Regions from separate parts of the Homo sapiens genome. Here region 1 is linked to region 2. The links are chromatin loops, found by intact Hi-C in ENCODE. Cell type or tissue: dorsolateral prefrontal cortex. All regions are shown on one strand.

Region 1 (2,500 bases), 360 kb before region 2:
CCTTCAGAACTTGGTGTTGGGCAGATTATGCATTAGGAACTCTTTTTTTTTTTTTTTTGGGTAAAAAGCTTTCTCATTTCCACGCACCCTCCACCTTGGGCTGCTGGGTGTATAGGCACATGGTGTGATAAGTCTTTGGTATGGAATGAAGCTCTATCCTTTCAAAGTCACCAGGTTCGGGTTCCCAGCCCTAAGTGGCCATGGCACTGGGTGGTCTGGGTTCACGGGGCTCCTGGAGCTCTCGGGTGTCCCGTGTGCCACCCCAATTCCTTGCGTGCATGCCCACGAAAGGCCGCCCAGGCACCCCCGGTGACCCCATGGAAGTGAGTTTTGGTTCTGCTCTGGCTTCGAAGTGCTTCTCAAGCTGAAGCCTTAGGGTGTGGAAGATCCTACAGTTAGCTGGAGCTTCCGAGTGAGTAGCGGCTGCGGGCCTGGCTTCGGTTACGGCTTCGGTCCCAGCGGGGTCTGAAGGCATTGGCATTGGACGGAGAAGCGCTGTCCTGGGGTGGGGAAGTGGCCACACCCCTACAGGAGGACCTTTGTGATGACGCAGCCGTCCCTGTCACCCTCGGGGTCGTCCTTGAGCGGCGGCGGCGCAGCGGGGGCCCAGCCCAGGGCGCCCTCACGGCGGCTCACATCCCGCAGCCGCGCCTGCAGCGCCTCCCGCTCGGCCTGCAGTTCCCGGCGCGCCTGGGCCGCGGCGCGCTCTTCCTCCTGCAGCGCCCTCCGCCTCCGCTCCAGGGCGCGCTCGCCCTGCTCCACGGCCAGCTCGCGCCGCTCCAGCTCCCGCTCCCGCCGGCTGCCGCGCACGGCCAGCGCGCCCATCTGTTCCAGCAGGCGCGCCCAGTCGCCCTCGGGGGCCGCAGCGGGGCCGGGCGGCGGCGGGCAGGGCGCGGCAGGTGGGGAGCTCCCGGCGCCGCTGCTCTCCAGCTCCCGCCGGTGCGCGCTCCTCAGGTGCCTCCACAACGCCGAGGTCCCCGCGTGGAAGCCCGGGCCGCGGCCCACCTGCTCCCCGCACAGACGGCAGGTGGCCCAGTGGCCCGACGGATGCCCGGGGCGCCCCGGCGCCAGGTGGAAGTAGCCCCAGGCCTCGGAGTATGGCGCCCCCAGGCGGCCGGGAGGCGTCGGCGTCGGCGCCGGCCCCAGTCCCGGACACTGACCGCCCCGCGCCGCCGCGTCGTCCAGCCCGCGGGCCTGGTCCATGGTGCAGGCCGGCTCGCCACTCCTCATTCTGCGGCGCCCGCACGCTGGGGAGCAGGGGAAGAATAATAATGAGTGTTAGGATCACGCACACAGCTCCTAGACTACAGTTAGCCTAAGAAACCATGCCGCCCTCCATTTTCTTACCGATGAAAAGCCTATAGTGTGTGTAGATAGTCTAAGTTTCTTTCTAATTAATCTTCAGTATTAAGTGTTGATTCCTCAGAAAAAACTGTTAAAAATATCTAGCCCTTCCTATACTAGGAATCCTCTTTGAAATCAAGTGGGTCCCCAGTCAACAAGTATTTATTCTAATAGCGGGAGGCTAAGCTGCTTGAACAGAAAGAACTAGCTAACTCCGTGCTGTGTCTGTATTAGCTTTAACTAGTCTCTGCTTTCTTAATAACAACAACGACAACAATAAAAAAGGTACTGTCTTCAGAATAACAGCTAGGCTCCCTTATGCAGTCTTCTCTGGGTGCTGCACAGCACACTTGAGCAATGACCAGAAAAGACAGCTTTGGGAATGAAAATTTTGTTTCTTAAACTTCAGGAGTGGAAGAGCCAGTGGTGAACAGCCTTTTAAAAAGCTTTCAAAGACTGTATGTTTTTCAAGATAAAAATATGTTTTTGTGATTATAAAAACAATCTACTTATGAGAAAATCGGCAGTACTGAAAGCAATGCTTTTAAGATATGCACATTTAGGAAATAGCAATATCCAAAGCAGCATTCTAAATTTTTACCTTTAAATTAGACAGTGGGTAATTTCCCAAGGATTCTGGGGTCCCTGTCATTGCCTCAGGGTTTCCAACCATCTCAGGTGGGTAGAAACAATGCATGCAACACGATTCCTGAGTTCTGAAGAACCATCAGCAGTGCTAGGAGTAAATTCAGAGGACAGGCAGGCCAGTGAAAGAAATGCATTCAAACCACCTTAAAGACAGATACTAGAAATACTGAGCAGCGCCATGCCCTGGTTCACTTTTTCTAACCCTTTCATAGATACCCAAGGCATAAAACAAATAAAATTAGTTTTCTTTATTGTTTGTGCTAACTAAAAGATCCCCTCTACATATTTGCAAGATACAAAGTTTGCTCAATACTTTTAATTAAGGAAGAAAAAGAAATAAAATAACGTCTTGCTTTGTTCAACACAAAATCTGTTAAAAGGATCCAAACATAATGCAATGTCATTGCACAGTCTTTTTTATTAGGAAACTAATTCACTACTGCAATAACCTATTAAAGAAAAGGGAATACAGAAAAAGGTGAAGTTTATTAGTTAGGAAATAAGTTCA
Region 2 (2,500 bases):
CTTACAATAACATGAGATCAGAAAAACAAAATTTAAATGTGAAGAGGTTCCAGACTTATTTTAGTCAAGGGCTAAGTGGACAGTACCTGAGCACCGTGCTAGGGTTTTGTGAATATGTTATTTCATCTTTCTTAGCTAACCAGGTCTGTTCTTCATCTCTTTTTATTGCCCCTAGTCACCCACTGGTGCAGGTATATTAACAAAAAGACACTTGGAATAAAACAGGACAGAAACAAAGCTTGAATGGCAGTGTCTAACTGTCAAGGGAAAAAAGGGCAAAACTCAGATCAACAAACAAGGCATAGGGGAAAAGCTGTATATGTATGTGCAAAAGCAACACCCCAGGACTTCAGGAAGTCAAAAGGACCAGAAACAACTAGGTACCAGCATCTGATTTCTTGTGCAAAGGTTGGTAACTAATTTATTCAACCCTTCAGAGTTTTGTTTTTCAAACTAAACACCTGGAAGTCAAGAGCTCATAAAATTATGATATAAGCACACAAGGAAAAGTATGTTTTCCCATAAATTAAGTTCAACATCAAGGGTAAAGAACACTTTGGTTTGACATCTGACGGTACAAATTTTGTGTATCAGTCAGAATTATAGACAATATAAATGAATACTTCATTAGGCCATTTGGTCATTCAGATTACCAGAAAGTAAGTTTTCCCTCAAAACAAGAAAATCTCTATCTTACTTGAAATGAAGTGGCAGTTCTACATTAGGGCAGTATTAAGCTGTAAATCCTAGATCTCAATTACCATATGCTTTCTATAAACATCTGATGCCTATTTGGAGCATTTCTATATTATTTTAGTGGTTTCACATAATTGTCCTTCTCCTGCCTTTCACGTGAGAAAAAAGGAGAGAAAAAGACTACCTTTTTGAGAGAAGACACACACCTGTTGGTACAGGCTCAGCTGCAAGCTGCTGTTTTTCTCTTAACTCCCAAATGCGTACACTGCCATCTTCTGAGCATGAGATTAACTGCCTGTCAGAACAGAAAATCAGTAATACAAAAAGAGCGCACCACTGAGGGCCAATGCTAAATTTGCAGTGAAAGAAATCAGTGGAGCCCTCAACTGCTTTTATTCAGCTCTTAGCAGGAACTGACAAAAATCACAATTTAGCATGACGTTACAACGCAAACTAAAAGCACCCTTTAGGAAAGCCACATGTTACTCGTTACATTAGCTCAAATGCTATAAATTGATTCTCTCCATTTAAAAAAATGCCCTTGGGAAAACAGTGTGAATTATACTTCACAATGTCCTAAGCAGCCCCCTTCCCTCCTCTTGCTACCTCTCTTCTCTGGGTGCTTCACTATAAAAATATCCTGCATAGAAAATAATGATAGTCCCTGTCCATATGTTCGTCCCTAGAAGCTCAGCAGCAAATCTACCCTGACAGGAAACCACTCACTTAGTAGCCTCACACAACAAGGAGACCAGCAACCATTTGATTCTGGCCATAAACAAAAAGAAGGTAGGTTTATGAGAAATATAAAAATTGGTACAATGTAAGTGGCCCCAAAGTCGTTTATGTTGTTAAATACCAAATTTTAAATCATCTCTTCTTAACAATGAAATTCAATGTAATTCATTTGCACCTTGCTTCTTGTAAATTCTGTAATATACTGCCACATACCCTTCTGTTAGAGACAGCCCTCAGGCATTCTCCATTTCCAAAAGAACACAGCAGGTCAAGCCATGAAGCCAGGTAACTTGGCCACTTGAGAAATTACACTGGTAGCCCTGGGAACTGTGACTTGCTTTCATCTATTGCAGAACAGATGGGAACTTGTACCTGTTTGGAAGTCTGGCAACGTGCAGGACATTGGAGTCATGTGCAGTTTTCTGGCAGGCAATCACACGCTTCATTTGAAGGCTATACACGTATAAACCCCTTCCAACTGCAGCAAATACATTCTAGGGGAAGAAGTTCAGAAATGGGCATAAAACTAGCACTCACCCTTCCTAGTGTAATGGATTTCCAGCCCTCATGTGACATCAGAAAGCCACCATTACCTTTCCCATTCCTAGCCTTTAGCCCAAATTACAGTACTAATCTCTGAAACCCCAAAATGTCAAAGCACTAAAGAAAGCTCTGAGCATTTAGAAGGTAGGACACAACCACTAATGCAGAGAAAGGTAGGTCTGCATAGTATATCCCTTAGCGCCACTTCTTCCTCACTGAAATATATCTAGAGAAAAGCTATAGCTAGCAGCCTGGCCCTGCAGTGGAAGCTGTTGAGGGATAACCTGAGTTTTCATTTAAATAACACTATATCCTTGGGAAAATTACCTAGCTTCTTCTGCCTGAAAAATGCAAGCAAAATTACTTGCATTCCACATCTTAAGCAATCAGGAGACCTACAAGTGATACAAAAAAGCACGGCTACAGTGGCATTATCATCATGCAATCCTCTGAAGGTTTCAAAAAACATTTTTCCAAATGTACTATTAGAAATAAATACCTTTTTACTAAAACAACTTTAATC

What was found. A loop is a pair of places that touch in the nucleus more often than their neighbours do. Peaks named below come from ENCODE experiments on the same cell type or tissue, not always from the same donor. Only the 100,000 strongest peaks of a DNase experiment are listed, where the experiment ranks them.
Region 1: it touches region 2 in a loop (5-fold over the local background); 8 of 110 quality-filtered maps call a loop at or near these places.

What each region holds. Positions count from the first base shown.
Region 1 is chr5:77,076,649-77,079,148 of GRCh38, forward strand. ZBED3 (zinc finger BED-type containing 3) reads right to left here. Exons shown (of 3, transcript NM_032367.4): 2 at 1,946-2,080; 3 at 1-1,247. The coding sequence starts at 1,230. The coding sequence ends at 526. Among named protein-coding and RNA genes, the nearest start is that of SNORA47, 2.7 kb to the right of the region's middle. RefSeq lists a silencer at 790-1,199. In dorsolateral prefrontal cortex, CTCF peaks have their summits at 1,113 (motif pointing left) and 1,313; DNase peaks (open chromatin) are centred at 230, 713 and 1,123; H3K4me3 peaks cover 1,284 bases; H3K27ac peaks cover 2,228 bases.
Region 2 is chr5:77,436,434-77,438,933 of GRCh38, forward strand. It overlaps WDR41 (WD repeat domain 41), which reads right to left. Exons shown (of 13, transcript NM_018268.4): 10 at 1,807-1,928; 11 at 903-991. Among named protein-coding and RNA genes, the nearest start is that of WDR41, 55 kb to the right of the region's middle. In dorsolateral prefrontal cortex, a CTCF peak has its summit at 981 (motif pointing left); a DNase peak (open chromatin) is centred at 967; H3K27ac peaks cover 1,511 bases.